3 separate regions of the Homo sapiens genome follow, and regions 2 and 3 are each linked to region 1. The links are chromatin contacts, found by Hi-C or POLR2A ChIA-PET in ENCODE. All regions are on one chromosome and are shown on one strand. Each heading gives the region's core, a stretch centred on a gene start or an enhancer-like site at or near the end of the contact. The rest is flanking DNA. Distances are from core to core; before and after follow the strand shown. Region 1 holds the start of AMOTL1 (angiomotin like 1). Region 2 overlaps PIWIL4-AS1 (PIWIL4 antisense RNA 1). Region 3 overlaps AMOTL1 (angiomotin like 1).

Region 1 (3,378 bases), core at 279-2,778:
GAGACCACGTACCCCACCACCACCAAGGCCTTCTATAAGCAGTACAAAAACTCAGTTCTCATAACATGCCTCAGGAGAAGAAAATGGGAAACCAAGGCCTCACAGAGAAAGGGAGCTGAGGGACCATGGGGACAAAATGTTGGGTCCAAACCGCATCGTCTCAGGAGGCCGCACGCTCAGGGCCCACCTCTGAAACCCCAGTCCAGGTGATCCACACGCTAGCCCGGCCAAAAGGTATTTGCCACGCGGAGACAGGAAACCAACACCGAAGCCAAAAAGGCAAAAATCTTCGAACAAAAATGGAAAAGGAAAGTCTTCCTAGTCATCAGTAAAGATAGGAAGAGTAGGGTGGGCGAGGCGCGGGAGCTTTGCGCAGATACCCGGGATTCTCGGCCTGGGGCTCTGAGGGGGGAAACTTGGACACGTCGCCGCGAGCGCAGTCCAGGTAGCGGAGGCCCTAGAGGTGCGCGCCAGGGCTCGTCTGCTCTGCCGCCGCGTCCTCCAGCCCGGCCGCCTATGGGGCACGCTCGGTCCCTGTCCCGGCACTAGGCCACCGTTCCGCTCGGCTGTCATCGGCCAACGTACCACTCTCCCTCCTGCCACAAATGTCACATTCCAAGAAAAAACAGTTCCATTTGGAAAGTTTAAATTTTCTCCCCGCGAAAGCAGATTATTGTAAAGGCAGCCCTAACAGGCAAGCGGGAGCTGGATGTAACTCTCCAGTTTGTCAAAGAAACTTGTCTGGGGAGAGAACAAAGAAGGAGCAGCAGCTAACGCGATCCGAGCGTCTGGGGCTGGGGTGCGACCCTTTCGTCGCCCCCACCCGCCAGAGCCGGGTCTGGCCGGCGGGCAGAAAGGGTCCAGTCCACAGCGCCAGAGCCCGTCGGGCGGGCCGGTGCGCGCGCCTTTGTCTCGCGCCGGGGAAAGCTGCACCGGACACCCCCTTCCGTCCCCTCCCTCGCCGCGAGACCCGCGCGCGGGCGCGGGCGCGCCTCGGAGTGTCTGGCCATATGGCTGCGCCCCTCAGGAAAGGCCAGCCCCGCGTCGGGCGCGCAGCACCCCGGGGCCCAAACCCCGGGGCCACAACTTCAGTCAACGTGGGTCGCGGGGCGGCAAGACGCTGAGGCCCGGCCCGCAGGCAACTGGACCTGGAGCGGGGCAAGGGAACCCGCTTAAAAACAACAATCTGGGATCTCAGCCCCGGGCCCCCAGAAGCTGCCCCCTTCCGTGAGCAGCAGGGGCCCGGGGAGCCCGGGGCGACTGGGTTCTTCGCGTGGGAGACTCGGAGACGCCCTCCCGGCACCTCGAGTGGGGGCTGGTTACCTTTCACCGCAGGCTCACAAGTTCCCCGGCGCAACTTTGCCCTCCACATGAGGCGATCATGGCTAGTTCAGTCCCTCGGCTGGGGAAGACGGCTGCCGGGCAGCGCGGGGAAGTGGCGCCGGACAATCAACCCCATTCACACAGGGCTTCACCTCCAGCCCCAAACCCGACAACCGCTGCTGGGTCCTAGAGCTTCTCGCGCGCTCCCGCCGCCGTCCGCGCTCCCCGCTCCCCGCGCGCGGGCCGGGGAGGGTCGCCCGGGCTCGTCACTAGAACCCTACACTCCACCCCCGCCGTGGCGCCCGGCCGCTGGGCCCTAGAGCCCGTCTGCAGACACCCGCCGCCCCTCCCCGGGCCGCGAGACTGCCAGGCTGAAATTGCCCAGAGCTCAAGCTGACGTGTCTCCCTGAGACTTAGGAGGGCGACAGCATCCCTTCCTTTGTCCCCTGCCGGGTTTTGATTAATTTCAGACTCACCAGTTCTCCCTCCACTTTGTCTTCCTTCCCCACCAGCCCAATGCCGGCCAAAATTCTGTTTCCGGATCTGCCCAAAAGTCTAGATTTGCTTAGGTTGGTTTTTTTTCTTCTTAAGTGGAATTTCCAGGTAGAAAGTGGCCACACTTTTCTCAGCATTCCCCAGGCCCCAGTGCTTCCATCACGCACTTGAGATTGGGCGATAAGCTGCTACTATGTGCTCCGTTGACAAACAGAAGGGCCAAAACAGACCTGACAGCCTCGGATATTAAATGTGTTCGCAGAACCGTACATCCTCTGGCCATAAATCCCCAGGCTGTTATCTGCCTGAGTAGAGGTAAAGAAAGTAAGCGACTCTGGGAAAATGTTGCCCCACCTCTTAAAATCAGGCTGTGCTGAGAACTACTCATCCACCTCATTATATTGGTTTATACTGGCGGCTCTCTGGAGCCCTAATCTGGGGTGCCCGAGCCTGCCCCATAGCACTTCTGCCTGGCTTTTTCCGGGCAGCTCTACTGCTTGGAGAAGAGAAAGCTAGGTAACTGTACAGTTGCTGCCCAGGATGTTAGTGGGAGAGTTAGCGCACACCAAGCCTCTCTTATCTGGTGCTCCCTGCCTCTGTTTACCTGCTATCTAGGTCCGGCCTTCAGGGACTCCTCCCTGGATTGTGGCAGTTCCCTAACTAGACTGCCAGCAGTTTTACCTCTCATCAGTTCTGGTGGGTTGCATGTCCTGATTCTGATTCCCCTGATGGGCCCTCCTACTGAGTAAACTCTGCTCTCAAGATAAAGCCCAAATGTAATCATTTAACAATTATTTATGAAATGCCTACTCCATTTAAAGTCATCTACCCTGGTACACACAAAAGAAACTTAGCACACAAAAGAAACTTAGAGCAGCTGACCAGCCCTTCAAGGATCTGTTATCTGTCTAAGAAGACAAGATGTGTGAACAGAAAACAGGCAAGCAACAAAGCAGGAGATCCAAGTACTGCAGATGCCTGGGAAGGGCGGAGAGAGGCACTGACTACACAGAAGGAAAAGCCTGGGAGGGTGGTGGAGTTCAGACACAGCAGAAAGAGGAAAAGGCAGCACTGGGCAAGCAGAGGCAAAAGCCAAGAGGGAGATGACAAGGTCTGGGTGCTTGGGAAGAAGGCATAGAGGAAAGCGTTTTTACCAGAAACGAGGAGAAAACAAGGGAAGGCAGAATAACAACGTCACAAAAATGTAGGCCTGGAAAGAATCTAAGAAAGTGTCAACTAAACCTTTCACTTGCCGGATGAAGAAGCTCAGGCATAGCTGTTGAATGACTTGTCCAATGTTACAGAACAAGTTTAGTAGCAAAGCCAGGTATAGAAACAACCTCTGCCTCAATGTGCCTTGTATTACACATTGTGAACCCTGAATCGCAAATTAGGAGCTGAAGTGGTTATCTTATGGACAGTGAAGGGACCACTGATTCACCTAACATTTGCGCGAATTTAATACAAATTGGGGAAGAAGTGATGGATAGAAAAAGAAGAAAGGAAACTAATCTTTACTAATTGCCCACTCCTAGATACCATCCTATAGTCTAGGAAGCA
Region 2 (3,200 bases), core at 315-2,814, 90 kb after region 1:
AAACTTGCATTGAAGAAACAATTGGTGCCTTCTGGGATTTCAGGTGTTTCTGGAAAAGCAAACTGCACCATCCAGGGTGGGAGAGTTCTGATTTGAATTTTCTGTTTGGCTATTGTCAGAAGTGGTCAGGGAACTAATTACAGTGGAGCTTCCATTACATCTTTCTTCCTCTAAAGAGAAGACATGGAAATGCTACCTTGCATAGCTCTCTGAGAGTAAAGCAGCACCCTTCACTCTCTATCCCTAAAATGTCAGTCAGTGCGTTTTCATCAGCACATCCCCGTGACCCTTGTGGGTTACTTCCTGCAAATGGTCTGCAGACTCCACCTGGATTCATTCCCTGGCTCTCAAGGCCCAAATAAGGCAGTGGACATACTACTATATTAATAATTGTGAGCATAATTATAGTTCAGAATTTGCAAAACACTTTCACCTGAATTATCTCATTTAATCTTCACAACAGGCCCGTGAGAAGAGCAGGGGAGGTATAGTCATTTCCCTTGTTTTACGGCAGAGGAAACTGAAGATAAAGCTATGAAGTGAAGCTGGCTAGTGGCTGCCTCAGGGTTACTACTGATATCACTGGACCCCTTCAGAACCAAGCATGAATGAAGGTAGGACATGCTGACTCAGTCAGGCTATGGGGCTCCAAGCCCAGGGGGCCAGTGGGTGGGGTGATTCTCAGAGAGGAGTGGGGAGCTGAGTGTTTGGGAGGGAGCTGGGCTGAGAGGCCCAGACTATGGGGGATTCATTGGAAAGGGAGAAATTCTGAGCCTTTTCCTTTCTTTTGGTGCCTAGGGCTCATGTTAAGAGCTACCTGGGGGCTGCCTGAATCTGTCTGCACATGCCTACCCCATTCTTTTCTGCATGACAGAGGGCCAAGGATGTTAAATCATAGCTATTGGGACAGGTCTAGATTCCTCCAAGTTAGCCTAAAAGAGGGGTGTTAGTCATCCTTCAGTACCATGCTGAAAGGCCACTCTTCAATACAGCCTCCAAGGAGGGGACTGAAAATGGGTACCTCCCTGTCGCTGTCACCCTTAGGAGCTTTTCACATGGAGTTAGAATAGAGCCTAATGGAAGTGGGCAACTTGAAGCACATTCTTCCCAGGTAATGATTGCTCTCCTCCTTATGCACATTTGTTTGTATAGAGCTTATATGTCCTTTTGAAAGATGCATGTTCCTATCTCCCAGCTCCCTACCCTGGGCCCCAAAGCTCTTTGTGGGATCTGAATCTCTATTAAAGCTAGCTTTCATTACCTTGGATTAAGTCCCATGCCCCTGAGCCTGTCTCTTTTTATTCCCAGTATTCCACTAAATGGAAAGAAGGCAGGAAGGAAAGGAAAAACTGAAGGAGTGAGGCCCCCTCGTCAATTATATTACTTTGGTCTACAAGGAGCAGCAATATAGCTTTAGGTTTAAGAAACCTGGCATTGAATTTAGTTCTGTGATTGTAAACAAGTATTTCCACATTTTTTAGTTTGGTTTCCTTGGCTATAGAATGGAGATATTAATACCTTCCCTGCCTGACTCATAAAAATGTTGCCAAGATCACATAAGATAAAACAACGCTAAGTGCCTTGTTGTAAGCCTAGGACAGCCTTGTGGCTGGGACTTTCTCTATCAGTAGTTCTTAACAGGAGGGCTGCAACACCAGCCCTGGTTTTGGCATAGCCGTTGGAAAGACAGAAATGAAGCAGTGGATTGGTGTTCCTCAATTCAGGAAGACTGGCAGGCCCAGGGCATCACGATAGAGGAAAGCCTTGCTTGCAAATCCATCTCCCACTGTTTCAGCTTTGCTCTCAGCCATGAGCTTTTTATACAAAGAGCTGTCACATTTATGGTCTTGCTGAGCTTCACCTCAGTTCTAGGAGGAGAAACCTTTCACTGACAGGAGCTACACAGGAATACAGGAACTAAGGGACAGGACCTGGGACTACACCCCATGCCTCCTGAGGCCCATGCCTGCCCTCTTTCTCTGTATCAGCCACCCTGTTGGAGAGGGAAGTTTTGGTCTGGGGATAGAGAAAGGAAGGGTGATATTACTTTGGAGAATGGGTCACTTCAGAGAGGATAGGTATAGAGTGAGGGAGCTTCAGGAGGACTGTCTAAGAACCACAGCCTAGGATGAGGATCCTGGGGCCTGAGTAAGAAGTAGGAGAGAAAGTGGAGAGAGCCATTTATTCCTTCATTCTGGGAGCCCTTCCAGACAAGTGAGAGCTAAAATGATCAGACCCAGACTGATAACTCGGGCTAGAGTCGCTCAGAGAGTGAGGTAAGGATAAGGTAGGGATGAGGCTGCTGTTGGACCAACCCACAGAGATTGTCAGAGGCATCAGGGTGAGTCTGAGATAATAATCAAAGCCAGGCAGATGAGCAACCAGTTTATTAACCCAAAGGGACGGGTCAGAGGAAAATGTGGTTTCAAGGCCTTGGGACTGACACTGGGGACTCCAGAGCAGGGTGAGAGGGTTTTAAAGGCTGGAGCTGGCAAGGGGGAGGCAGTCTGGGGAAACCCCCTAAGTTAGGGGTTGAATGCTGAAAAGAAGGCTGGAGAAGTGAGAAGTCAGACAAAAAGAGAAAGGGCATGCCTGGGTTTTCCTTTTAGAAAGGCCACTCTAGCTGCACTATGGAGGATAATGATGGGGTAAAAGGGGCAGGAGAAGGCTGAAGGAGGCTGCTGAAGGCCTCATTCAGTGACAGTGGAGACAGAGAAATGAGAGACATGAAAGAGGCAGAATCCACTGGATTTAGTAATAATTTTGAGACAGAGTAGGGACTCCTCTTAAAGGCCTGCTGTCCCCAGCTCTAAGCATGGAAATAAAGGAAAATCTTGGGTTCATTCAGGGGAAATTCCAGGTACCCAGGTAGTCCTGAGAAGTAAATGAGCAACTTGATAAGCTAGAAGGTAATAATAGCTTAAAACACGAGCCAAGGAAGTTAGAGTCACGAGATGTTCCCTCTACAAACTAAAGATGACTCAACTTATGTCCGTGAGCTGTTTTGCAGAACCCCAGGCCCCCATCAAATAGACCCACTGCCACATAGGCCTCAGATAAGGGAGGGCTGAGAACTGAACTCTGACCTCTGTTCTTTGCTCTAAATTTCTTCCTGAGGGACCTGGAGGTAAGGCTATGCCCCTGAGCAAGAACCAACGTTCTTTTCTGACCTCACATTTTTAGACAAAGCTTTGTCTCCT
Region 3 (3,265 bases), core at 443-2,942, 87 kb before region 1:
AATAATTGGAGCTGCTCAAGGGCTCTGTGTTGTTAGAGGGGGCCAAGTAGATGGGCTCAGCTGTGTCCCGGCATAAGTCAAAGGGCAGAGCCCTTGTCTGGGCTGTTGATTCAACAAGAACTCTAAGCTGTGCTCTCAAAAGTCTCTTCAGAATCATGCCCTATGGGAAGTGGTGAGTCCATGCGGTTGGTCTGTTGTTCTGTTGAGGGTGGAGATGACCAGGAGCTTTGTGACAGTGTGACCCCAGCATGCTTTCTAAAGCTGTCAGATAACTGCCTTGGACACAGGGATGAAGGAACAGGGTGTGGTGTGGACGGCAGAAGTCTTTCCCGAGGCTGCTGCCCAAGAACTGGCAGGCATATTCATGAGTTGCGTGAGGGTGAATGAGGAGGAGGGGATCAGAGAGGCCCTGGATCCCCTTTCCCGGACAGGCTGAGTTCCTCAGATGACCCCATGTTCTCAAGTGGATTCCGAGTCATCTCTGGTGAGACCAGCAGAGCTGCCCCCCAGACCAGCCCACAGGCCCCAAAAATGAGTTTAGATACACTTTGCCCTTTACACAGTATCTGCCACATGGAACCAGTAAAAAACTCAAGATGTTTCCAGTGGATTTTTTTGTAATAACATTTTAACCTTTTTTTGGTTATAAGATAATGTATGCTTACTGGGAACATTAGAAAATAAAGAAATATTACAGGAAAAAAAAATAATAAGATTGAGCATCCTAAACCTGAAAATACAAAATCTAAAACACTTCTGGTCCCAAGCATTTCAGATAAGGGATACTCAACCTCTACTTATCTTTTTAATGAGTATCAAGAGCAACAGGGACATAATCCCTGAATGTATTTCATATCATAGGAGGCAGATTAATGCTCTCATTAAAACAACAACAACAACAACAAACTGTAATGTTATTTTTAAAGAGATGCTGAGCATCACAATTCTGTTTAGAGACTGTCTCCTCCTCTTCGGTCTCATGTCAGCCATACACAGCTGGGGGTCTGCCATCAGCTCCCGAACACAAATCCAAAATGAAAGCAGAGTAATTTCCCGGGAGAGCCTCAATTCTGAAATTTCTGTCCCCTACTGGCACTCCTCAGCCTGTCAGCAGCCTTCATGCACAGCAGGAATGTTGTTTTTGCCTGCCTGAGGAAACTGTGTGGGTGAGCGTGCATGGGTCTGAGTGTGCATACAGCCAACTATCCTCTGTGGCAATTAAGATATTTTTCAAATAATTCTAACATTTTATTTCTTCTTGATAAACAACAAGGATAACGGAGGTGAGTCTGGTTTCACAGCACTCAGAAGAGCCAAGGAGAAGTAATCTAACTTTAGGGTGTGGACGGCATATTAACCAGGAAGGAACATTCTTTATGTGCTCTAAGAACCGAGATGTGCCCATTTGGTTAGCCAAAGAAAGACTAATCAGTGTCTACTGTGGGCCAGTGCTGTACCTGGAACCAGGGAGAACCCCTGTCCCCAGATGGGGAAGCGAAGATCTCAGCAACTGAGTGACAGAGAACAGCTGAACGGTGTAACTCTGTGCCAAAGTATGTGGCACAGTTTATCAGTATTAGAAGTCCACAGACAGACCTGCCTTTTCTTACGAGCTATCCACCAAGCCAAGACAGTGGGAGGCGGAGGTGGGTTTCTTACTTTTCTGGGCAATCTCACTAACACCTCCTTCTCCAGCCAAATGCACATACCCAGAGGGAACTGCATGGGCCTGCCCTGTGAGAGGGCTGAGCTGGCCTGAGTGCATGCGCTCAAGTGTTTTCAAGTGTTTCAACCACAACCACTATGCCCTATCCAGTAGATAATTCCATGGGGCCCTGCCTTGCATTTCCCTGGTATCCCAATTTAGAACACACCCTTCACCAGCTACATAAAGGCCTCTGCTCATCATGCTGGGTGATGGTGGACAGGCTCATCTGGGGCCAGGAGCCTTTGACCAGTCTTCTTCCTGCTTGCCGTGGTGCAGGTGAACCCCAGGCTGGGCTTTTCACTCTGTGCTTACTCATAGCTGAGTTACATGCTCAGTTGTTACCAGCAGAGAAGGACAGGCAGCAGGAATAGGGAATTATGGCCAACATTATTTTCTAGGGATGGTCTTACATCCCTTCCTCTCCTTTACTTCTGAAAACTCACTGATCATCATGGGCTACTAATGTCACCCCCTTATTGGCTCTTCCCTTCAACTCCTCCATGGGTTCTCACTGTCACTACACCCTAGGCTGCACCGACAACCTTCAGGCTGGCCTCTGCAACTTTAACATCCACCCTCTGGATGGTCCTCTGACATCAGAGGGCTCTCTCCCTGATCTCTTGCATCATGTTTCTCTCCAGCTTAAAAACTTCCCAGTTGTTGGTACTCTGTTGACTATAAGAAAAAGCCCAGTATCTCAGCTTGACCAAATGTCCTCCACAAGTGGCCTTAGTCTCCTCACCAGCCACTGCACTGGGCACTTTCCCCTAGCTACCTGCACCCTGCTACCCTGGACGTGCTATGTCGTTTCAGGGCCCTGTCCTTTACCATATTCTCCCTCTACCTATGATGTTCTTGCCCTTGAATGCCCAAAAACTCATCTGTCAATGTCCAGCTCAAATGTCTTCCTCTCTGAAGTCATCTAATGCTGCATTCCGCTCTCCCCAGCCCCAAGCTGGCGACCACTTTCTCTCTGTGAGGACATCTGTCACTCCAGTGAGCGGACTGCTCGCCTTCTCTCCTGGTTGTTGTATGGGTTCACTGAGGACAGGGAGTTCTTGTTTCCCTCTGAATCCTGGGAGCAAGGTGCAGGATCTGGCCCATGGTAGAACATCCATACGTTTGCTGAGTGAACATATCTAATTCTTTCACCAGTCCATGCCCAGTTCCTTACCTGCTGGGTTCTCAGTGCATCCAGCTCTCTCTCCAGCCAAGTCCGCAGTCTCCGCTCCATCTGTTCTCGCTTCTCACATGCAGACTGCAGCTGGGTCAGGGCCTGCTGCAGCTTCTCAACTTTCTCAACATATGCTTGCTTCTCTCGTAACTGAGTGGAGAAGAGTAAAAAAGAGCACAGAATTTAGACCACTGATTCTCAAAGCTGGGGTGGAGGAGGTGGGGTCAGATTACCTGGAGATCCTATTTAAACTACAGGTGCACGTACCTCCCACCGCCCTACTCCTATCCTTCAAGTGCACTGGAACAGAAAAGATTTACACATAGACTGCCAGTTATACCTACAATGGCTAGGATGTATGAAATTGAAGACTCTACTGGGGT

The links. A loop is a pair of places that touch in the nucleus more often than their neighbours do. ChIA-PET counts read pairs that join two places held with the same protein, here RNA polymerase II (POLR2A). Pooled maps may share reads with other maps.
Region 2: a map of PC-9 shows a loop between it and region 1 (2.5-fold over the local background). The contact joins the enhancer-like site here to the promoter of AMOTL1 in region 1. A Hi-C loop is called at or near these places in 3 of 168 maps with a recorded cell type or tissue (PC-9, gastrocnemius medialis and psoas muscle). POLR2A ChIA-PET finds 5 or more read pairs at or near these places in 2 of 52 experiments (PC-9 and activated T-cell).
Region 3: a loop to region 1 is called in a map of psoas muscle, with 2.3 times the contacts of the local background. The contact joins the enhancer-like site here to the promoter of AMOTL1 in region 1. A Hi-C loop is called at or near these places in 5 of 168 maps with a recorded cell type or tissue (IMR-90, PC-3, aorta and 2 more) and 2 of 50 pooled maps. POLR2A ChIA-PET finds 5 or more read pairs at or near these places in 5 of 52 experiments (A549, AG04450, MCF 10A and 2 more).

The regions. Positions count from the first base shown.
Region 1 is chr11:94,766,506-94,769,883 of GRCh38, reverse strand. It overlaps AMOTL1 (angiomotin like 1), which reads right to left and starts at 1,528. Exons shown (of 13, transcript NM_130847.3): 1 at 1,324-1,528. The coding sequence starts at 1,372.
Region 2 is chr11:94,676,800-94,679,999 of GRCh38, reverse strand. PIWIL4-AS1 (PIWIL4 antisense RNA 1) reads left to right here. Exons shown (of 5, transcript NR_135093.1): 3 at 464-614. Among named protein-coding and RNA genes, the nearest start is that of LINC02700, 40 kb to the right of the region's middle. Within about 2 kb of position 1,564, at least 3 of the 41 ENCODE cell types and tissues checked have a DNase peak (open chromatin) inside an H3K27ac peak, as active enhancers do; they include PC-9, where a contact is called at or near this core.
Region 3 is chr11:94,853,700-94,856,964 of GRCh38, reverse strand. AMOTL1 (angiomotin like 1) reads right to left here. Exons shown (of 13, transcript NM_130847.3): 8 at 2,883-3,032. Among named protein-coding and RNA genes, the nearest start is that of AMOTL1, 87 kb to the right of the region's middle. Within about 2 kb of position 1,692, at least 3 of the 41 ENCODE cell types and tissues checked have a DNase peak (open chromatin) inside an H3K27ac peak, as active enhancers do.